Regions from separate parts of the Mus musculus genome. Here regions 1 and 2 are each linked to region 3. A link is a loop called in an ENCODE intact Hi-C map of the cell type or tissue named here. Cell type or tissue: heart. All regions are shown on one strand.

Evidence for each region. Hi-C counts contacts between places; a loop is a spot of excess contacts. Peaks named below come from ENCODE experiments on the same cell type or tissue, not always from the same donor. Only the 100,000 strongest peaks of a DNase experiment are listed, where the experiment ranks them.
Region 1: a loop joins it to region 3, with 5 times the contacts of the local background. A loop is called at or near these places in 4 of 42 quality-filtered maps.
Region 2: a loop joins it to region 3, with 5 times the contacts of the local background. A loop is called at or near these places in 5 of 42 quality-filtered maps.

What each region holds. Positions count from the first base shown.
Region 1 is chr3:10,138,359-10,146,358 of GRCm38, reverse strand. No RefSeq gene overlaps it. Among named protein-coding and RNA genes, the nearest start is that of Pmp2, 42 kb to the left of the region's middle. In heart, a CTCF peak has its summit at 741; DNase peaks (open chromatin) are centred at 78, 748 and 3,068; H3K27ac peaks cover 1,416 bases.
Region 2 is chr3:10,201,001-10,209,000 of GRCm38, reverse strand. It overlaps Fabp4 (fatty acid binding protein 4, adipocyte), which reads left to right and starts at 385. Exons shown (of 4, transcript NM_024406.3): 1 at 385-562; 2 at 2,879-3,051; 3 at 3,659-3,760; 4 at 4,431-4,659. The coding sequence starts at 490. The coding sequence ends at 4,481. In heart, no CTCF peak of the experiment used is centred here; DNase peaks (open chromatin) are centred at 420, 3,000 and 4,020.
Region 3 is chr3:10,009,410-10,017,409 of GRCm38, reverse strand. It overlaps Fabp5 (fatty acid binding protein 5, epidermal), which reads right to left and starts at 4,825. Exons shown (of 4, transcript NM_010634.3): 1 at 4,692-4,825; 2 at 2,267-2,439; 3 at 1,837-1,938; 4 at 800-1,343. The coding sequence starts at 4,770. The coding sequence ends at 1,290. In heart, CTCF peaks have their summits at 4,816 and 7,836 (motif pointing left); DNase peaks (open chromatin) are centred at 4,329, 4,889 and 7,799; H3K4me3 peaks cover 2,993 bases; H3K27ac peaks cover 2,460 bases.

The DNA of each region.
Region 1 (8,000 bases), 130 kb before region 3:
GGCCTTGGTTTTGTCTGCTTCCTCTTCCTAAGTGTTCCAGGATGACCAGTGAGGGACAAGGTACATACAAGGAGAGTTCACCCATCGGCTTTTGGTTTGGTGGCAGTGTCAACAATGTATTTGTTGGGAGAGGCCCTTTGGAGAAGATGGGAAATCTACTTAGCAGCCTTACATGTCAGATGAGCCCTCCTCTCACCAGCCATGTCGGGAGTCTCACAAAGTAAAGAGAAAGGCGTTATAAGTGGTGTCCAGATTGTTCCATTTTCATACTCCTTACAAGAATAAACCTAGGAAGTACAGAGGTAGTTTGGCTAGCTTTTTTTCTACTATTTGAAAAATAAATCAATGCATGTTGTCTTTCCATCAGTGGAACCAGCACACACTTCCTATGTGGTCCTAAGCGTGTTTAAGTCATTAACAATAAGAAACGGGATTACTTCTATTTCTTTTCCCCCTTTAGTGTCACCGCAGTCAGTTTCTGTAGTTTACCCATCCCCTGCCCTCTGTCTTCTGAAGAAACAGCCACAATTCTTCCACTATATAGTCACACCTTCAGCAGCTCCACTCGAAGTCTCAGATGCGGGACAGCTTAATTTTCCAAAGGTGAGGTAACAAAGACTTGACTTGTTTGCCCTTGATGGGGGGAAAACATGTCCTGTGTCACATAAACCCCAGCCGTGTCTCCCTCATGGCTTGCCAGCAGTCACGGGATCACGGGCTGGACCTCTCTGAGTCCACCACCAGGTCCACGGCCACTCTCACTGGACAGAGAACAATGAGCCCTGCAACTGCAAGGTCCACACCTACCCAGCATTTCTTGTTATTGTTTGAAAAGACCAAAAGGAAAAAAAAAAAAAAAAAGAAAGGCCACATGAAGCCTCAGGGCAGGAGGGAGGCTCAGAAGGAACTAGAAGGAAACCCTGCAGGATGTTCCAATCACTCAAACTCTCTGTGCATCCAAATTAGCTCGGAAATGGCCACTGGTTCACAAAAATCTGTTACCACTCTCCTCTTCCTGGCCACAGCCACCCCCACCAGCACCTTTCCTCCTCTCTATTGTTTAGCCATGCTGTCTAATCCGATCCAATCATTCTTTGAAAAAAAATTTTTCGTTTCATCAGGAGGACATAGATGATTAAGCAAGTATTTGACAAGTATCTCTTATCTTCTTATATTCTGCCAAATACGAACTTTCAAAAAAAGAAAGAGAGAGAGAGAGAGAGAAGAAAGAAAGCAGGCCAAAACAAGAAAATCTAAGGGAAAGAGTGACTGCAAGTCTGTTCACATAGGCCTGTCTGCTTCAGGCTGTCCATCCGCCAGCATGTGGGAGTGTCCCACTGCTTTTGCTGATTGAAGACAAGCAGATAAATAACTGTATTTTATGTTTCAGAGCATTCAAGTTTACAAAATCATTTTTACTTTACTCTCTTGATGGCTTCAAAATTAGCTGCAAGAGAAACATGAACTTACAGATTTTAAAACTTGTTTCTGGCTCTTGGGATTTGGATTAATGTCACAATGCTGTTATTGCCTTCAGTTCCTGGATGCTGGTTTCCTAGGCTATGGGATTATAACAGTGCCACCACGTCTAGCTAACTTCATGATTTTATTTATTAAATTTATGACTTGATTTTCTTTAGACTTCTCCAGAATTATTGTTAGATCTACAAATAAAATGAATTTATTTTCATATTTAGCGTATATGTTCCAGTCTTATCAGTTCATAATAATTATGAATGCTAATAAACCAATATCAAACACACTTTCCTTTTTAAATTTTATTTTTGTTATGTATGAATGGAAAAGTATAAGCCCAGGACCTGTAAGACCAAGGTCTCAGCATAAAGGAAAATTATTTGCCTCAGAGGGACAGAGGGCAGGAAATAACAATGATGGGAGATTGAGGAAGAGGGAGAGGGGAAGGGAACAAGGGAGAGGGGGGACAGTATTTGTCCCTAGGACAAATGACTGCCTCTGGATAGAGGAGACAGGCATGGCCTGTAGGAAAATGGCGGGTTATAACAGTAAAAGGGGAAAAGCCCTGTTAAGATGAGGTGTTTAATTTTAATTTGATGTGTTAATTATGTGAGCCAAAGGTGGCTTTTGATTGCTCAACTTCAATGCATTTGAAGCTGGACTTTGGTATTCAGCCTAAGGAGGAGGAAGTGGCCAAATAAGGGAATGGATCTGGTGGCTAGCTTCAGGAATATAATCTAAGGGGCTTTAGCAAGACAGGGGGAATGGAGGAGAAGGGCAAGGCCTGCCAAAGCCATGTTCGCCAGGCTCGAGTGTAAGTGCTTGGAATCAAACGCAGGTCCTCTGGAAGAGCACGACACACTCTTAGCCACAACTCCCTGGCACATTCTTTCTGTATAACCGTAAACATAAACACTTTTGAGCCAACCTCCTGCGGTAGAATGCTGCTAGCGATTTACTGCAGTTGTCCTACCTGCGTAGACACGGCTTTTTATGAACCACCTCAAAGGCAGGCATTACCTGTTATAATGTTCAGCAGAAATGTAGGAACTCAGAAATCGACCGTTCACACAGGTGAGTCGATCATCTTGCTTCTCTGATCAGCTTCATAGGTTTTTCTGGGAGAGTGAAGTCTAGGATGAGACCCAAAACAAATCAGGAGATCCACCTTAAAAATAGCCTGAATCTACGTGATAAAGGTTGCTAGGTTTCTGCCAATATCTGAAGTAATTTCCTTCAATCCAGTATCTGGTTGAACAATTTGTTTCTTTCTTTCTAGTCCCCCCCCCCCCCCCCCCAGGCTTGAATTCTTGCCAGGGGAAGGCTTTTCTCAGCGCCAGAAGTAGACTGGATCCGTTCCTCTCTGTTTCCCCATTGTCTACCAGAAGGGTTCCCAGAAAACAGAGCCGCTAAGAAGTAGCCCAGGAAAAGCTCTGAAGAGCTGACAATGAGCGAGGCCAGAGTGCCGGTGTCAGAATGAAATTGAGAAATTGACCGCCCGCGGGTGAACCACCAGCGTCACTCCTGAGTCTTGGGACACTGCCTCATAAATGTAATCTTGTGGGTGGGGCTGTTTCTAGAGAAAGAGAATGGAAGATGAGCAAAGAAATGGGACGATGATGTGAATCAGGACAGCAAGGGAGGCTGGGATAGACTGTGGAAGTTACAGCCTCCTTAGGGAAGCCCCACTGGACAAGCATGGTGGCCGCTGCCCTGTGTGTCCCTTCGTGCTAAGGCACGCTGACTGCAAACATCCTGTCCCTTCATGTCAGCTGACCTTGGAAGGAAAGGAACAACTGAAATTTTACAACTGTTCCAGCTGGAGAAGATCTTTTAATGGTTTAATGTTTTTCTGATGTGGTTCAATAATGGTTTTCTGCAAATTTTAGAACAACATTGAATTTAGTTACTGCAAGGAATAAATCAAACTAGGAACAAAATTTAGGGCATCGAGGAAGTCAATTAAAAAAAAAAACACAGCACAAGTGATTGGTAAGGTGATGTGAAAGGGTTGAGGGTTCGAGGTCAGCTGGGCTACAGGGCAAGACCTTGTCTCCAAGAGGAGAGAAAAGAGAAGGAGAGGAGAGTAGAAAGTCTAGCAAGAACATTCGCAGCTTGATTTGAGTAATTGTTTCTAGAAACTACAGTAAACAACTGATTTTGATATATAATGTGGAGAGAAGTTATAGAAAAGCTTAAGGTGACTTTTTATAAAGCAGTCATTGGAAAATGAGAATGAAAATTATTTAGAGGGTACAGTGTCCCCAACCTGTACCAACACAGTACATAAGGACAGCATTGAATAGCCGCGTGCTTGGGGAGCAGCACACCATCAGCGTGCTCCTCCCTGAGCAAACGGTGGGTGGACGCACCTTTGCACAGGCACACAAGTTAGGCGAGAGCATTCCCTCCCCGGGGCAAAGCTAGCACTTGCAGAGTGTCCCTGACTGTCCCTTTTGCTGCCCTGAAAGTTTGACTGGTTTGTCTCTCAGTGTCCTGGCCCTCACTATATTCTTTCGGCTCCCTTGCCCCAATCCTCCACTTGCTGGAGCCATTAGAAACCCTGCTTTGCTTTCCTGGCAACTATACTTACATTAGCCCTTTTCCATGATGCCTTTTAAAAACAATTCTTGCTTGCAGTGAATACCTAAGCATCTGAGTTAAGATCCCCAACTCTAAAGCTGGCCTTGGCAGCAAGCGTTGTATTTCTAGCAACCTCCTGGGTGGGGCTCACTGTCCACTAAGTCTAGCTCATCAGTAAGCTTCAGATTCATACTTAAACAAACAAACAAACAAACAAACCCCTAAGAATTAAAAGAAAGAGGGGATGTTGAGCAGGAAGATGGCCCTGGCCATCTGCAGCGGCAGAGGGCTTATCAGGAGCCACCGAGCCTGCGCTAAAGCGCTCTGGACGCTGCTTTTGTTCTGGAAGGTTGCCAAGGGTTTTTCACGCTTCTGTGGCATCTAGTTTCCAGAAGGAACCTGTAAAATGGTAAATAAAATTGCCTGGTGTTGAGCTGCAAGATGGCTCTGTGGGTAAAGGTACCTGCTGCCAAGTTTGATCCTTAGGATTTGATCCCGGGGATCACGTGCTGGGAGGAGTGGCCTGACTCCCTTAAGGTATCCCCTGACCTTCAAACGAGTGCCTGAGCGCATGTGCGCGCGCACGCGCGCGCACACACACACACACACACACACACTCTCAAAATAAGTATATAAAGTGCAATAAAAAAAATTTTTTAAAGAGAGGTACATAGCATTTGAAGAAGAAAACACCCTGTGCTGACTCTGAACTCCCAGACACACCTCCCCCCCATTCCTATCCCTGCCCTGCACACATGCACACAACTACACATGCATATACCCTCATAGACACAGGAAAACACACACAAGAACACATATATACAGCACAAAAAGTATTAATTCCTATAATTCTTGTTGTATTATTACAGGAAACTTTAGGGAATCTCCGCATTAGATGCCATATATTATCGGAGAAATTGGGGTTTTCCCTTTGGGTTTTTGGTCTCATCAATAAAGAATTTAAAATTATCTTTAAAGCACAATTTTAAAAGCAGACTTGAGGAGGGTTTTTTTTGTTTTTTTGTTTTTTAATTTTAAGGGTAGGCAACCTGTAAATTCAGCAACTGCGGGGGGGGGGGAGGGGGGAGAAAAAGGAGGGGAGATAAGGACAGGGCATAGGGATGGAGCCATTACTAAGAGTAAGGAAGGCCAGCCTATCAGTGGGAGCATGCTGACATCTGGGGAAAAGAGATAAAAGGAAGAAAATGAAAAAAAAAATATTGTTTTTCTGAGTAGCCCAGAAAATCAAGCAGTCTTAGCAGAGGATGTGGCTCCCTGAGTGACTGCCCTCAGGAGGGCTCTCAGGAGGTTTAGCTGACTCAGACCTCCTGGGTGGCAGTCTCTAGAAGGCGATAGACAGGCTCATCTCTATAACTATTCCCAGGTAGATCAGAGCGGTCTGTGTCTAACCAGGGCGAGAGGTGAATCCTACGTTTCTGACAGAAGGAAATAGGTTTCCTATTAAAGGCCTCAACAGAGCCTCCATAGCCATCCTCATTGGCTTCTGAGGCTACTGTACCAACATAATATGGTGATTATTTCCTATAAAATATCATTATGAATTATCTAGTATATATAGACATCAATTTTTAGATACAATTTTGACAATCCTTTTAATGTAGCATCAACCCCTTGTACATTCAGCCCTCCGCAGAAATGAGCATCATACTGAATGCTTACTCATTCCTTGCCTTTTAAAAAAACATTTATCACTATTTTATATATCCTTTAACATTTCTGTCTGTAATTTATATTGTTCATCTGGCAACGGCTTCTTTTCACTCCTGGCCTAACTTCAGTTTTCTCCACGTTAGCACATGAACTGAGGCTAGTGCAGCTGCAGTGTGAAGCCACACTGTCTGGCCAGGTGTTTGGCTCTACTCCAGAGTTTTAGCTCGCAGGCCGTGAGTGCTGCTGCAGAATCAGCATATATAGACTATGCCTCGTGGTGTACGTGGTGTACGTGTGAGGAAGGCCTTTCTGAGGAATGTGCTTAGGATCTGAACTGACAGTTCTCAGAGTCTGAATTCCCGATAGTGTGTTGAATTTCTCTGAAGTGGCTCTGTGAGTCTCGCTCCAGCAGTAATGCTGGGCCTGTGTAAACACCTAACGTTATTAGAAGCTTTGATTTGGCCAACTTGATGAATCTGAAATGGATTAGTGTGCATTTCTGCGACTAATGAGATTGGGCATCTTTTTGAAATTTATATAAGCCAGAACTGACATCCCAGGAACATGCAGAAATACATGCAAATATGATTAATGATGGATTAGTCCATGAGTATCAGACCGAGACAAGAGATTTCCCCTGTAGAAAACACATAAATAATAATCTGCATTTCTGTCTCCATTGATTGAAGACTCAAGTATAATGGAAAGCCAAAGAATATTTAGGAGATAACTTAGAGGCATGGGGACGCAGCCCAGGAAGCAGAGCGGCCGCCTAGTGTGAGGCCAAGAGTACGGTGGTTAGGAACTGTAACAGCAGAATGGGGAGGGAGACGTGTGTGCGGGAGGTACAAGAGGTGTGTGTGCCATCCACAGCAACAGTGAGTTAAAAGCCAGCCTAAGTTACATGAAACTATGCCAGAGAGAACACAGAGGAGAGATGCTGGGGAGGGGGGGGATGGAGGGAGGGAGAAAAGGAGGGAGGGAGAGAGGGAGGGAGGGAGGGAGGGAGGGAGGGAGGGAGGGAGGGAGGGAGGGAGGGAGGGAGGGAAAGGTATTAGAGGAACAGTGTAATTATCACAAACCTTGCAAGGTTTGATTTAACGAGACACATGAAGCACAATCATCATCAAGAAATACTAAAGATGTTAAACACATCCTTGGCTCACTGATCGCTTCAGGAATCTAAATTGCCACACATGCGAGTTTGTTTCCAGATTCTTTTCAATGCTCTGCCCACCTACCTGTATGTCTCTACTGCTGACATATCTCCTTAATCACGGTTACTCCCCCCGTGACTCTGGGGGGCATCCTCCAGCCTTGTCCCTAGTGACTCTGAGGGGCGTCCTCCAGCTTTCCCCACCCCACCCTTGTCACTCTGGGGGCATCCTACAGCCTTCTGTCTGTTTCTGCTCTCAGTTCTGTAGCTGCAGTCGCAGTCCGTGCTTATTCATTGTGTAGCACAATGTTCTCTACCATCAATCCCTCCACTCTCTCTCTCACAACCCACCCATCCTCAACTGGGAGGAACTGACGTCAAGAAGGTTTGCATTTGCCTGCCTTGCCTTGGCTCGATATTTTTAGCTTTTCTGAATCACATTAGTAGTCTTCACCAAAAGTGGTGGACTTGAGGACGTACATATTCTGAGTTATATATATATATTTGCTGCACCTGGAGCAGGGGCTGCCCTGACTCTGCCTGCCCGCCTGTGGATCCTGTTCCCCTAACTGGGCCTCATTGTCTGGCCTCAGTGGGAGAGGATGTGCCTAGTCCCACAGTGACTTGAGGTGCAGATGTGGGTTGGTTTCCAGAGGAGGCCTCCTCCTTCTCAGAGGCTAAGGGAAGATGGGGGCATTGGGACTGTGTGAGGGAGAGGTTGGGAGAGAGGGACTTCGATGGGGATGTAAAGTGAATAAATAAATTAATGGGAAAAAAATAAACTACAAGTATTTAACTATGGAAAGAACAGCCAGAAGTCTCAGGACTTCCACTTCATCTTTCTTCCTTATAAGGAATTAAGGTGGCCCAGGGCCACCACAGACATATTTGCTATGCCCAAGAGAGAAGAAGCAGCAGGAATTTATGGCTTTCCCATAAGGGGATGCACTGGGAACTCTTCTCATGACTATGTATTTGTTCCTTTTTAAGAAAACATTTCATCATTTTTCTGTTGGAAGTGGGTGGTACTGAGGACCCCACCCAGGGCTAAACGTCATCTCCCTGTTGTTTTTGATTACTGCCAGGTTAAGGCTGCAAGGTCTCTCTTTCCTTA
Region 2 (8,000 bases), 190 kb before region 3:
TTAAGACTAAGAATCTCTAAGATAGTTTTTATGTTCTCAAATTCAGAAGAACTAAACACATTATTGCAGTATTAATAAAATAAAAACTCAAGATAAGAAGGTCAAATGTGTCCAAGATAATTGTCTCCTCCACAATGAGGCAAATCCATAAGGAATAATGGGGGGAAGTTCAATGCATTAGCTTTTGACAGTCAAAACAGGAACCTTTAAAATACTCTGTTCATGGTTAAAAATAATTTGTACTCTAAGTCCAGTGATCATTGCCAGGGAGAACCAAAGTTGAGAAATTTCTATTAAAAACATGACTCAGAGGAAAACATACAGGGTCTGGTCATGAAGGAAATGATCTGGCCCCCATTGGTCACTCCTACAGTCACATGGTCAGGGCATCTTTAAAAGTGAGCTATCTGGACTTCAGAGGCTCATAGCACCCTCCTGTGCTGCAGCCTTTCTCACCTGGAAGACAGCTCCTCCTCGAAGGTTTACAAAATGTGTGATGCCTTTGTGGGAACCTGGAAGCTTGTCTCCAGTGAAAACTTCGATGATTACATGAAAGAAGTGGGTGAGTGCTGTGGGGGTCGGGGTCCCCCGGGCTGGGGAGAGGGCTTGCAGCTGCCTTGCAGCCCGGGGGGACAGGATGGAGCTGTGGTGGGAGAAAATGCTGCTTCCCGCATGGAGGGTGTATGTAGAAGCCACAAGAAAAAGTCTGTCCTAGAAGTTTTCTCAAAGCTTCAAGCTCGTGATCCCTCCAGGTGAACCCGCAAGAAAGAGTCTACAGGACAATCTTTTACTCTCTGTAGAACGACAAGATGTGGCCTTCTTTGCCAAGCTTGCGATTCTGAGGTTCATTTGGCTACTTGCCTGTTTTCAACATCTCCTTTTACATGAAAAATTTGTAATAATTTAAAGAGAAAAATATTCCTTCCGTTTGTTTTTTTTTTTAAAGGATGGGGGCAACTTTTACTTAAAACTGAAGTCATGATATTGCCCCTCTTAGAAAACAAATCATGTTGGAAAATATATTTTAGCAAATTCTTTTCTGTCTCAATGTCAAGGCCTAAGAATGTGTGATTATTTTACAGTTGACAAAAGCTTGGCTTCCGGAGATACTTTCCTTCAAGGACTTAAAGGTTTCTTCGTTGGTTTAGAGTGATATGTGATGTCATAGATTTGTGAGTAATTCAGAAGGAAAGCAGGGCATGCAAAGCACACATAGAACTTGCCCTTCCCACGATATGGGCTCACAACGGTCTATGTCCTGTCAACACTGCCCACAGGCTGCTGTGTGGCCAAACAGCTTTGCCTATCCGTATAGAGGGGCCATCGCCCAGCCAGCGATGTACTTCATCAGGAAGCGTCTGCTTTGAAGCCCTCTCTCCTGACCTCCCCATATTACAGAGTATCTCCGTTAGGACAGACTCCCCTCAACCTGCAAACCTTCCCTCAGTTATACAGTGGGAACTTTTGGTTGTCTGTCAATATTGTTGTCTTGTTTGCAGACAAGAAGAATATCGGGAATTTCAGCATGACTTAGCCCATCGACTGTTTACTGTTCAGTGTGGTAGTTACTATGCACTGAGCCAGAAATACCAGGGCTTGAGACACTTTTAGCTCTTGACCACTTGAAACATTTCATACTGCTACCATTCCTATCTAAATTATAATGACACTACTTAAGTTGTGAGAGACCCATGATTAAAGGCAGTAGATATTTCCTGAGTGGAACTGGCAACCGTAATTAAGGCAGAGTAGGCAGGTATTGGCTTCTGCAGTCAGATAAAAATGAAGACACAAGTGAAGCTGTTATTTGTCCCCGGCACGGTCTCTCTGCAATCATTTCCCAGTGCTGTGTCCCTTTCCTGCGCTGATTGATTGTACAGAATGCTGTGCTGTGTGGCAGAGTGACAATTCAAGGCAGAGACACACCATTTCCTCACTGTGGTACTGTTTAGACAGAGAACTAAGTCGTACCCTCTGCATCATTTATCTTGTGGTGTGGTTGTCTCTCAGTTCATCCTTAGTTCTAGCTTTGGGTCACCTTTTGTCAAAGACATAGCCTTTATTTAAGCATTTGTGTTGAAGGAGTCAGTGCACCCGAGACAGAAGGATTCTGTGTAACATGCCGACAGGGTGACTAAGGTTCTAAGTTGTTCACCCTCCACAGGGAAGCTAAACAAACAAAGTTCACAGCTTAAGGGACCGAGATGCAGAGTGTTAGTTTCCAAACTTTTCTATACACTGACATTCTGATTTCCTGAGTTCAGAAGATACTTACCCAGTCTGCTTTACGTTTCCTGATTGTTGAGAATGCGATCACCATTCTAAAAGGACATGAAATGTGAAACAGCATGTTCACTCTACAGAAATTAATCAGACAATTCATTTCATGAGGGAGTAATATGGGAAAGAAGCCTAGAAAATTAAATTTGGCAACAAGTGTTGTGAAATGTGATTTTTGTTCACTCAAAAATAGATGACCTTTTAACACAATAACTCTAAGTGAGGCCTGGCCTTTGACTTAGATTTTAAAAAAAAAAAAAACTTTTAGTAATTAAGAAAGAATAAAATGGTCAAACTGCCTCAATCACAAATAGAAAATAGAGATAATATACATACACTTATTATTAGCATATTATAATAAATATAGACATACAGACCTATATAAAACACATAGACATCGAGATATGAAGATTTAATCTCTTAATACATTCTTGTTGAAATTAAGGACTTATCTGAAGGAGTGTAGTTAGCAGACAGGCACAGTAAATCTGGATGGATGACAGGTTCTGAGAGCATCAAAGGAGCCTCCGGCACCCTGGTGTCTTCTTCATCACACACACAAATGTTAGCTTTACATGCGTTCTCTTTCTCCCTGTAGGAGTGGGCTTTGCCACAAGGAAAGTGGCAGGCATGGCCAAGCCCAACATGATCATCAGCGTAAATGGGGATTTGGTCACCATCCGGTCAGAGAGTACTTTTAAAAACACCGAGATTTCCTTCAAACTGGGCGTGGAATTCGATGAAATCACCGCAGACGACAGGAAGGTGAAGGTGAGGAACAAGGAGCTGATGCAGAGTGAGGGGGGCCAGGCTTCTATTCCACGGCCTGCAGGAAGCGACTTCAGCTCAAGGGGAAGGACAAAAGCTTCCCTTGGTGGACTGACAGCCTCGGAGCTCCCATACCTAACCCAGCTCCGTCAGTGCGCAGAGGGCGCATTTCCTCTTGCTCTTAAGCTGTCCCGATATTCACAATGATTAGCATGTTTTATGAGTCATACAGTAGTGCATGTGGAGTAAATTCGAGCAGTAAAACGTTAGGGGAAGTTTATAAAAGCGAGGCTGAAAGCAAGAAACCCACCATAACATTACCGTGCCCACCTGCATGTGTCTGCCATCTAACTTCTTTCACAGTATATCCTTTTTTTCAAAAACCAATTCTATTTTCGGTTTCTATTCCGAATATATAAGTAGATATACATATACATGAGTTCTACATTATTTTTTCAAGATGTGTTTCTCTTTATACCTTCTTGCTGGATTATGTTCTTGTCCTGTAGAGTTACTGAGAACATCAGAATAGTCCTTTGGACCCAGGTTCCATGTTTTTCAGTCTTGACCTCCATGTGCAAACTGCAGTCTCTTTTCACTGTGCCCACAGAGCATCATAACCCTAGATGGCGGGGCCCTGGTGCAGGTGCAGAAGTGGGATGGAAAGTCGACCACAATAAAGAGAAAACGAGATGGTGACAAGCTGGTGGTGGTGAGTTACGCTGCATACTCAGCTATAGAGCCTGAGAACATTACAGAACTCTAGAAACTGCACTTGCTGTGTAGAACAAAAAGGCTCATTTGTACTATATGTTTATTTTGAAGCTGAGGGTTGAATCCTGGTTCTCTCACTTGCTTAAAGTACTCTGCCCCTTCTGAGGTGCACTCTATCCTCCCATACAATCAGGCTCCACCCTCCCATGCAGTCAGGCTCCACCCTCCCATGCAGTCAGGCTCCACCCTCCCATGCAGTCAGGCTCCACCCTCCCATACAGTCAGGCTCCACCCACACACGGTTTCCCCTAGAAAGCAATCCCAGCCTCCTCTCTGGCATCACAGACTGATCATCACGGGACTGTGTTGTGTATTTTGTCTCGTGGCACTCACTTACCGTGCAGATTTTCTAGCTCCCTGAAAGGAGGACCTGAATCTTCCTGGTCTTTGTACCACCCTAAACTACCATACTTGGAGATGAATGAGCAATATAATATAAGATTCCAGAACACATTGTGGGTTTTTTGTTGTTGTTGTTGTTGTTGTTGTTTTGTTTTGGTGTTGTTGTTATTGTTGAATATCATTTCATTTCCAAAACCGAGAGTAAAAAGTTAAATCCATGCTGTTATCTCTCTGATTGACCATGTCAATTTTGTGCCTGTGTCTAGGAATGTGTTATGAAAGGCGTGACTTCCACAAGAGTTTATGAAAGGGCATGAGCCAAAGGAAGAGGCCTGGATGGAAATTTGCATCAAACACTACAATAGTCAGTCGGATTTATTGTTTTTTTTTAAAGATATGATTTTCCACTAATAAGCAAGCAATTAATTTTTTCTGAAGATGCATTTTATTGGATATGGTTATGTTGATTAAATAAAACCTTTTTAGACTTAGAAAGTTGTGTAATGATACTTTTATTGTGTGTCTAATTTTGTACTTGTAATTGTGAAGATAATAGAACAAATTGCATTACTTTTATTTTGGTTCTGGTACAAATAATATGATCTTTCTTAATAATGCATGATAAAAAAGCCAATGTCCATGAACTTACCAAGTCTGCATACTAAGGTCCGCTGTGGCATACAAGACCTTGGGTAATCCTAGACACAGTGAAATTATTCATCTCCATATGATTAAAGCATGAAGCTTTGTTTCTGCCCTGTCCTGGACTGTTGTAATTCAGCAGTGCATACAATGCTGTAGAAAAGATCTCTGGTCTCCATAGCATTCATGCGTGCATGTGTGTGTGTGTGTGTGTGTGTGTGTGTGTGTGTGTGTGTGTGCGCGCGCGAGTGCGCGAGTGCGTGTGTGCGTGTGTGCATTTCTTACTAAGTAGTCCAGGCTGGTCTTGAATTACAATTCTGCCTCAGCCTCTTGTGCCTTGTGCTGCTAGGGTTATAGGTATGTACTATAATGCTCAGTGTGTCTGAAATTTTTAGTCTAAAACAAATGTTTTAGACTAACGAAAATCCTGAGGCTGTTTATTTATAAAGAAATAAATTTATTTGGCTACCAGTTTTGGAGGCTGAATGCTCAAGAGAGTACAGCCCCAGAGAGTTGGCTGAGCTCCTAGTAGGTGGTGTCATCGGGAAAATGATAAGAGAGAGGGGCAGCAGAGAGGAGCATTCTTGTCATCTGTAACAACGTATTCTTGAGAGACCTAACGTTCCTCTAGCCTTACCTGAGAAGATTCTCACCTGCAAGCCCATCCCGCTCACCTGCAAACCCACACTGACTGAAGGACCTATATGTAAATCCCATCCATTAATGCTCCAGCAAAGGTTTGATTCTGGGCCAGGTCTCAACATTGAGGCTGGCACACAAGCCAGAAATCAGATGGAAAACTAATTATGAAGAGTCAGGAAAACAGTGTGATTAATATGGCCACATTGGTAAAGGCTGGGGGGGGGGGCATTGAGCATCACAGCCCATTTTCAGGTGTATGGATCTGAGCCTCAGCTGTAAACTGAGGGAAAGTTGAGGCAGAGCAAGCATTATACATTACAAAGCCCTCTCTGTCAAGGTGCTCACTGACTGAAAGTGACCTCAGGCCTGGGCCTGCAAGGTGGCTTCAGTCCTTACCAGGAAAGGGACAGTCTGAAAATCCCTATGACTGGATCTGCTTAGGGGGCAGCTTTACTTTCTTTTTCCACACCATCCTAATCAGGGTGATGTCTTCCTAGAGTGATATGCCTGAGAGGCAAAGCTGTTCTTGGAACTCAAGATTACTTTACGCTTATCTCAATGATAGGACACCTCCAGACACTATACCAGGGGATTTGGAGCTAGACATGAAAACTGACAGCTGACTGTCACTGACAACCTTGCCAGAAACACATTAATATTTTAATACTTCTATAGAGAGAGTTGAATAGGAGTCAGACCCAAGGTATAGGGGGTAAATAAAAACGAAGGCAAAAATATCATGTGTCAGGTACGGTGAATCACGCAGGGGTATCTGTGGCATTTGTAGGACACAAGCGAAAAGTCGCTGCTTTTCAGGAAAAGCAGTTCCTAAGACCTTGCTGCAATCTGATAATACTAGATGTAAGTACCCAATTTCCAACATCAACAACAATAAAAATCTCAGGACATGAAAAGAAATGGAAAAAAATTCGTTTAGAAGATGAACTGGAAATCTGGGAGTGGTTGATGAGAATGCATAATGACACACCTGCCACAAGACACGGCACAACTCAAAAAATATAAAACAGAATTACTGTGTGGGTCTGCAGAGCGAAAGAAGGATGGCAAAGGCATCAATAACATTCACAAAATGTCATTAACAATAGCTAAAAGTCAAATGTCCATCAGCAAGTCAAGGAAAGAGCAACATAGACCCACAGCCATACAGGCACATATATGACCACGCACCCATAGCATGTACACACAATAAAATTACTATAGTCAGCCTTATAAAGGAAGGGAAATTTCTGCTCATAGAATAATAATAAGTCTTTTTTATTGAGACATTTTGTAATGTATTTTGATCATGTTTTATCCTTCCCTCAATTCCTCCAGGTCCCCTACCCATAGTTACATTCTTTCCCTCTCTCTCTCTCTCTCTCTCTCTCTCTCTCTCTCTCTCTCTAACAACAAAACAAACAAGAAACAGAAACAAAAACCCTAGAAACACAAAAATCAAAATAAGCAAAATACAATAAGATTAAAAATAATAATTACCATTGGGTTCATTTTATGTTGGCCAACCATACCTAGGTATGGACTGTGCACTCAAGTGTGTTTCATAAACCTACACAGTGAGACTCCAGTGGAGAAAACTGATTTTCATTTTGCCAGTCAGTATCAACTACAGATAGCTTCTTAATTAGGGTGAGACCTCATGTCCAGTTTCTGTTCTCAGTGCTGGAGCCTTGTCTGGCCTGAAGTTGTTCAGGTCTTGTGTGTGCTGCTGCAGTCTCTGAGCTGGTATGTGCATTGGTCCTGTTGTGTCTGGACAACACAGTTCCCATGGAGCTGCCCATCACTCCAGCTCTCACAAACTTCCTGCATCCTCTGCATAGATTCCTGGCTGTGAGAGGAGGCCTTCAGCAAAGACATCCCATGTAGGACCGAGCGTTCCAAAGTCTTTCATCCTCTCAACATTGTCCATCTGTTAGTCTCTTGTTAGCTCCCATGTACTGGAAGGAGGAAGCTTTGCTGAAGAGCGCTTTGCGCAGCACTGATCTACATAAATAGCAAACATCCTTATGAGTCATTTTATTGATAAGTCCATTTAGAAGACTAATAACAGTAGGTTTTACCCTAGACTCTTGAATTATGTAGAATAATAGTAGTAGGTTTTTTTTTTTTTTCCTTTAGGCCTATGAATCATCTAGTCTCAAGTTCTTGGCTATTTTAGCAGGGTGTAGATTCCATTTCATGGAGTGTGCCTTAAAATCCAGTTTAAAAAGTGGTTGGTATTGTGCTACTGTGGTGGTATTGTGAATGTATCTTCGCCAAGTCCCAGGGTTTGTAGCTAGGTGATACTGATGATCACCTTTGCCTCTAAGAACCCATAGAATACCTTCCACTGCCATGCATGCCAGCCAAGAGTGGTGAACATTTGAGTTAGGCGCCAGGTCAACCTCTCCATTTCAATGACATAAACAAGTGTTTTCAGCAATGAAGTCTTACCAGCAGTCTGTGGGGTATAACTAATATCCTGTAATGCTTGGACTCTTCAATGGGGTCCTTTTGGCCTAACAAGATGTAACTTGTTCCTGGAACCTGAGCTT
Region 3 (8,000 bases):
TTCCTTTTTTTTAAAAGATTATTTGTTTATTTATTTATTAAATTTATTTTTTAATTAGGTATTTTCTTCATTTTCATTTCAAATGCTATCCCGAAAGTCCCCCAGACCCTCCCCCCACCCCCCGCCCCCCAGGAATTCTCTTTTCGAAATAGGGTCATGTTATGTAGCCAGGCTAACCTGAAGCTCGTGGTCCAACTGCTTGAGCACTGGAAATACAGGACTGACTAACTATAGGTAATTTCTGAGACGCCAGCATGTGGGAGGTGGTCATAGAAAAATCCAAGTTGACTAAGAGACTTTAAGGTCAGGGTCCCTGTCCACTCCAGGAAGAGACCATGCTGAGAGTGACCAAATACAGTAAGTGCACATAGCAAAGTGGGTTTTGCAACCCAGCTCTACTTCCTGTGTCCTTGAATAAGTTAGCTAGTCAAACACCCTTTCCCATATTTGCAGAATGCAGATAACAGAGTCAGCCCCTCTGACGCTGTTCTGGGGAATGTGTACCTAGTTCTCAAATGTCGACTGTGGGTATTTGTGTTTGAGACCAAGAAATGCAAGAGAGTTTCACTAAAACTCAACTCTTTACATGGTAGTACATCACATACTTCTGGGTGGAAATGCACACAGAAAGACCCGAGAGCTGTAGAGCTTTGATAACTTGTGACCAGCATTAAAGCTGGGATTGTCCTTGCACGTGTCCAGGGTTCAGATTTTCTCAGCGGATCTCAGTACATGGCAGGTCCTCCATACTCTAAAGGAGTTCCGTTGGCGTTCGCAGATGTTATAATCACACCATTTGTAAGCTTGGATCTCCCTTTATTCTATAAAATTTATGTAGCTATCATTCGATAGGAATAGTCTCAATTATTGAGTTGACAAAGTTCAAACGATTTAAGGCAAGCTTAAATGACGGGGCATGTATTCACTGCAAAAGAAGCTGGCCACGTCTACAAGTTGCTAGGATATATCAGTCATAAGGGATCCTGAAGAATACCAGAGAGCTTTTCAATTTCTAAGTGTTATAATGTATCACCAATTTTCAATTCCTTGAAGAACCCACACACATATCATAAATTAGCACTAACACGTTTATTTACTAACCAAAGGAATGATCCTGGGTAAACCAAGTTTGACATGAAGGTCCATGTAAAGTGTTTGTGATAAAGAGAACTCAACAGTCATGAAAAATAAAACCAAAGAAGTGAAGCTGTTTGTTGCATTTGACCGCTCACTGAATTGAGCATATTCACTCTGGCAGCTAACTCCTGTCCAGGATGACGAGGAAGCCCTCATTGCACCTTCTCATAGACCCGAGTGCAGGTGGCATTGTTCATGACACACTCCTAGGAGAAGAAAGATAGAGTCTCAGGCCAACTGTACATTTCAGAGCATGTGTTGTGGGCAGAATCCTATAAACGCTTGTAACCAACCTAACAGAAAAACCACATCTCAGGATTCAAACTCAAGAAGACCTAGAGCTGCTGTTTTGTTTATATGTATATTTGCTGCCCTGCAGACTAAAGCACTGGATATGATCTCTAAATTATTCATGTGTTTTGGCAAATATCCCTTACTTAAATCAATGTACCAGGAGAGGGCTGCTCGGTGGCCTGCCAGCTCTCAGGGCTCTGCTGCAGCCACATCCTGGGAATCCCATCACTTCTCCGTCCCCACAAGGGCTGCCTCAGCAATGAGGACTCTCGTTTCTAACTTGTTATTTTCAGTATTGTCCTCCTAAGTTTCCTTCTCTTGTTAAAGAACCAATGACCCGAGATGGTTATGACAACTGTGGCTGCAGGCCCAATCCCAGCATGGTGCCAGTGCTTTGATGCTCACCACGATCATCTTCCCATCCTTCAGTTTTCTTGTTATCGTGCTCTCCTTCCCGTCCCATTGCTGGTGCTGGACCAGGGCACCGTCTTGGAAGGTGCAGACCGTCTGCAAAAATACAGGGTAGTTAGTTCATCATCTTCCAAAGTGAAGGAACCCCCACGACCCACACCACTCCAACAAGTCTTCGCCTTTCCCTCTCTGAACTCCACCCCATCATACTGATTTTGTTCACAATACAACTATGTGCTTTTCGATCTAGAAACTCATAAGATGTCTTCATTTCTTAGTCCTGGGACTTTTACTAATTTATCAAAAGTCAACTCCATAAAGTAGTTTTTTCAGTCAGCCCTTGGCAGTAAGTACAGACATTGTTAATGCAATTTAATCTGTAAATCTAGAAGCTTCTGTCGCTTCACAGTATGTTGTAGCTGACCTCAGTTTTTCTGCCATCAGCTGTCGTTTCATCAAACTTCTCTCCCAGGTTACAAGAGAACACAGTCGTCTTCACTGTGCTCTCGGTTTTGACCGTGATGTTGTTGCCATCACACGTAATGATACAGTCTGGCTTGGCCATGGCAGCCATCTTCCTAAGAGCCAGTCCTACTCCTGTGGGATGGAAAATGACATAATTTGTACAATATAAGCAAGGATTCATTCCTTATCATCCCACTGGCCAGCCTCTTGTCACTCACTCACTCACTCACCGACCTGCATAGCTAGCATGTTGCTCCCATTACACATGTAAGCCTCGTGGTCATCCTGAGCTGGGGATGGGCAGGGGTGATGTCTCCACTGGACAGATGAGAGCCCGGCTTTAGCCAGAAGTGGCAGAACTCGAGGCAAGTCCCGCTCACAACAAGACTCTAATCTCAGCTACTAGCCACTGAGCTACTGGCCCTCAGAAAGTCAGGCAAGACTTTACTCCCTAACCTTAAATGACAGGACTGGCATGGTGGCACACACATGTAATTCCAGCAGCATTCCAGACATGGAGGTAAGAGGGTCAACAGTTCAAAGTCAGCCTAAGCTGCAGAGAGACCGTGTTCTCAAAACAACAATGTAAGTAAAAAAAAAAAAAAAAAAAAAACAAACAAACAAACAAAAAAAAAACAGTTGGTAGATGCTTTAAAATAAGCTTTCAATGCAAACAGCACAGTATTTTAAGTGAGTGGCATGCCTCTGGTGTCAATAAGTAGAGGGAAAACACACCCAGGGAAAGAACAAACATTTCAAAGCTGTGTGACCATGTGAGCTTCCATGGTAAGGCTTGTTCTGTATGTTAGGAACCTGACGTGCTGCTATCTGGAAACACTGTACGATTTGAGTATCTGGTTGACTTTTATGCTGTGTGGTTTGTTTATTCACAGTATGGAGTTCCACATTTCTGGGTTATGCAGTGGTTTATGTCCGTGTCCTTGATGGTAACACTCATAAGGAACCTGGGATACTTTCACAAGAAAGGAGACACTCGTCCAAGCAGGATGCTCAGCCAGGCTCCCGTGTCCCTGTGAGTCTTCTGCTGTGCTCCCCTCTACATTGCCCAGAACCTATGGGTAAGGCCTATAACCTTCCTAAGGCCACAATCTGGAGAACTAGCCACTCACAGCATAAACACCAGCTGCTTTCAAACAGTGCTCTCTACTGGCTCTCACTCACACCTGTGCGGCTTTCCACTGTGGACAAGGAAAGACACAAACCCCTAATGCATCCACATTCTGACAATAGCGTTAGCACAAACAGGATTCATCAGGAGCCAGACTTAGCCCCATAGTGTGCTGAATGTTTAAAAGAATTAAGGCTGGTTCTTAACCAGGGAGGAATACTGTGAACAGCAGCGCCTGAAGCTGCCTCCTCCTACCAGCAGTACCTCTTCCGAGAGAGTACCTTTCCGTTAACCCCATCCCACTTCCTAGCATCTGTGACAAGTGTCGATTTCGTTGTCTGTTCTGTGTTTACCAATGCATCCCTATCTTAAGAGTAGGCAAAACTGGCAACAGACAACGAGGCACTATTTCCAGTGAGGGTGAATTTGAACCTTGCCCACTCTCTGGTTAGGCTTTAAGGAGCAAGTGCTTGCTGCAAAGCCACACCCATCTTGTAGCAGTTGGCAGCCACGGCCCAGCAACAGCAGTTTCTGATTATAGTTTTCCAGCCAGGCCCAAGTCTCCTTGCTCCTCACCCTCCAGAATCAAGAGAAAGAAGTAGAACAGAACGGTCGCAAGACAACAACCATGCACAATGGATGTCTCCGCACTTCGCCCACATGCCACCAGCTGTCGACCGTGCAGCGCCGCGGGCGCCACGCCTAGCCAGTGCGGCGAGGAGAGGACCTGAGACGTGCTGCAGAGAAAGGGATATAAGCAGCATCATTCATAGCCTCTAAAGAGCTTCTGCAGAAACCACGCCCTACCACGCGGTGTCCTCTCTGAGGCGGAGATGGGGTGGAGGGGACTGGCGCCATCGAGGAACAAAAGATGGGGCAAAGGGAAAAGGAGAGTGAGTGCTGCCACGCCAGGGGAGGATGATGGGGCAGGACGGTGGCACAGGTGAGGATAGGAAGAGAAGTGGGGATAACATTAAGAGGCAACTGAGGGGCTGTTTGTAGGGGGCTCACAGCAGTACCGCTGGCACGCACCTGTGAAGGGCCGGAAGCAATGAGGGGCTGCTTCGGGGGCAAGAAGCAGAAAAGGGGAGAAGCGGGGTGACCCACCACGTGCGGAGCCGGCGACAAAGGCGGGCACTCCATCCTAACTGCCGCAAGGTGCTCCCTGCAGCTCCCCCGATCGCATGGTGGAAGGGAACCAACACATCCCCACAAGGATGAGGAGCCAGGGAGGGGTTCGGCGATAAAATCTCACCTAGCTCTTTCATGTACTCCTCAAAGCCGTGGCTTTCCATCAGGCGCCACTTCCCTTCGAGATCCTTAAGACTGGCCATGGTGGGAGGGAGAGCACAAAAGCAGCAGAGACGCGGTGGCGAGGGCGCTGTTCCGCTCCTGGCGCCATCTGCGCTTATATCGTCCTTGGTGTGGGGGTGGTGTCGGGCAGCCAATAGGAGGCGCGCCTCAGCCTGGTACCGCCCCTCGCCACGCCCGGACTTGTGCGCCTTGGGCTGTGCTGGGGGGTCTGAAGGTGCCACCCTGGCCTGGCTGCGCCGGACTGGGACGTCACGTTTCCCGCAGCTCCTGCAAGCTGCGACTCGTCTGGCGCGCCCTGTGCCTCCCTTAGTGACAGCTGCGGCACAGTCCCGTGGGCCCAGGGATCACCCCCACCCCCACCCGCGCCATCTGAGGACAGCCTGCGCGCCGTGGTCCCACTGTCCTGCCGCCTCCATTTGCTTTTGATAAGTACCTGGGAGGAACAAATTAGCCATCGCTTGGCGCTATAGGAATTGAATGGCTGATTACTGAATTAATAAACTGCAATCTCCTTAGCCCTACATCCTACTCCCTCATGAAAGAACCTTCTGACCCCACCCTCCCGCCTCCTGGGGCCTCACTGGGGCCTCTTGGTTGTCTGTCTGTGCATGCTAGACAATCCTGGCAGCAGTCTCTAAGGGAGATTACAATGCTCTACAAGTTTGTTTTCTCCACTACACTAGCAAGTTTCAGCTTAGGTAACTGTCACTTCCTGAAAAATCTTACTAGCTTCTATTCCCCGATCAGGGATCAAAACTTTTACTTCCCTCCATCCTTTGAGGGTGGCTGGCCCAGCTATGAATTAGTAAATTGCCTAGAATATACTGACTATAAAAAAAAAATTATCACTTTGATATGCACTGAAGTCCCACAAAACATAAGGCTCCAAGGACAATCCGCTGACAGTTAGATGCCATCGCCAGTCACAGAATCTGAGTGTGTGGGGAGGGGAGGCAGGGAGAGATACAGGGAGACAAAGGGAGCACATTTTATGAGACAGTGAGAAGAGGAATTGAGTAAAGGTTATGGAGCGGTCATGTAGCCCAGGCTAGCCTCTAACTCCATATGCAGCTAGTAGCTCCTGACCATCACTCTCCAGCTACCACATGCTGACATTACAGGTGTGGCCAACACCCTTGCGGAAGTTGTCATTACACAGTTACTGATCCTCACTTTCAGTGTCATTTTTAGTAAGCCACCTGTGATAGTCCATGCTTTGTTAGGATTCAGGTTTGTATTAGATAATTTGCCCAACCACAGGCCAATGTAAATGTCCTAAGTCTGTTTGAGGGCAGCTGAGCCATAATTTTTTACTAGGTTGGATATATACAATAACTCTAAGTGAATTTACTGCAGTCACGCTGCCCTGCAGCTGAGGAAGTGAACCCAGGATGGAAGACTCCTTCAGATCCACAGCACCCACACAAAAGCTGCTGCTGTGTCTGCACCTAGAACTGCAGCTCCCTGGTACAGCCCACCCGGCATTGGCAAGCTTCCGGGTCAGTCAGAGATCCTGTCGTGGCAGACAGCTGATGTCAACTACTAGCTTCCACATACATGTGCACACATGCAGGCCCGTAAACACACACACATACACACACAAACACACACAAATGCACGACAATTTATACTTATGATTTTCTTTGTCTAAAGTACGTCCTTTCAAAGCTATCCAAAGGCCTGCAGCTTCTCAGACCAGCTCAAAATATGCCATACATACATGAAGTGCCACATTCTCTACTAAGGCCATACATATATTGATGTGTCCTGAGCTGCGACATCCCACTGACTGAGGCCATCAGTTCCCTTCTGTGTGTGGAATGACCTTTCTCAGACTGTCTTTTTTACAGAATCTTCCTGCCTGCTCCCACACCTCATTGGAGGTAACATGGGCTGAAATGAAGTTGTCGCCACCCAGACGGGCTATCACCACGGAGACAAGGTCAGCTTGTTGAGTTTCTACTGCTCCCTCTGTGGTCCTTCCTGGCATTTGCACGGATGAATTTTAATGCCTGCGATTCCTGAGGAAGTTATCCCAGTTTCACAGGAGAGGAGACGAGGCTAAGAGAGCCGGTGCTGCGGAGTAGTAGAACTGGAATCGCACTGAGGAGTTTCTCACGAAAGATCTTGTGAAACAGGACCACACCTGCCTGTCCTTTGTTCATGATGCTTATAAGGAAGCTAAGAGAAGAGGCCACAGCCACCCTGCCAAGACACTAATTATTGTATCATCCCTCACACAATTAAAATCTGACAAGCCTCTACCATGCTGCAAGAAGTTCCACGGCCTACATCCCCTTTATTACAAGTTTCTGTGTGTCTGTGTGCATGTGTGCATGTGTCCATGTGCATGTGTTATGTGAATATGTGTACACAGAACCACGACTGCAGTCTTTAGCATTCACACACTGTGTCCTGCGTTTCCCGATTTCATACATCAGTCCACATTGCAAATATTGGCTGTGACTGTTTCTGACATATACATTAATCTGACAGTATGGCTCCCATCTCACTACGAAGTTGCTGTTTTGTTCTTTCGAACATGCTCAATACTCTCCACACAATCGAAAGCCTGCCTTTGAAATAGATGCCGCCTTCAAACCTAGTAGTTACATTCAGATTTTCATGCGTCCCTGACCACAGCTCACACTTAGCCCACTGGCCATGTCTAGGGTTAGAAGCTTAGTATTTTCTTAGGCACATTCAGATGGCTTCAACAATGTGCACATTTCTTTCGGAATGAGCCCGAGTTAAGGGTCAGATTTGAAGAGGCCAACAAGAATCCATAGGAAAGGCCTTAGACTCTTGATTCACCTAAATCAACTCTAAGCATGCAGGTCTCTCCTTTGAAAACCGTAGCACCTGTGTTACTTCCTCCAGCTCTTCCTCCACTAGAGCTGCAGGGACGTGTCAATGGCCCGCTTAAGCAGGGCTTTCCACGGGTGGAAAGAAATGAAGGCTCGAGCGTTCCTTGAGGCTTTTCCTCTGGCCACCTGAGAACAGATGAGGCCCGCGCAGTTTCTGAGCTATCTATGCGCGACTCAGTTCATGACCCTGAAGGGAAAGGCTGAAAAATCACTCTATTGCCACCTAGTGGTAGTAGCGAAGTATTTCTCCCGGGCTTTATTTGATTAGCACGGATGGCCTGTGTTCTCATTTGTGGACACAGGTAGGTAGCTTTGGAACACGGAATGTGATTTCCTTTACAGACACCCTAGCAGCTGTTGTGTAAGCAGGTGCGTCTCTCACA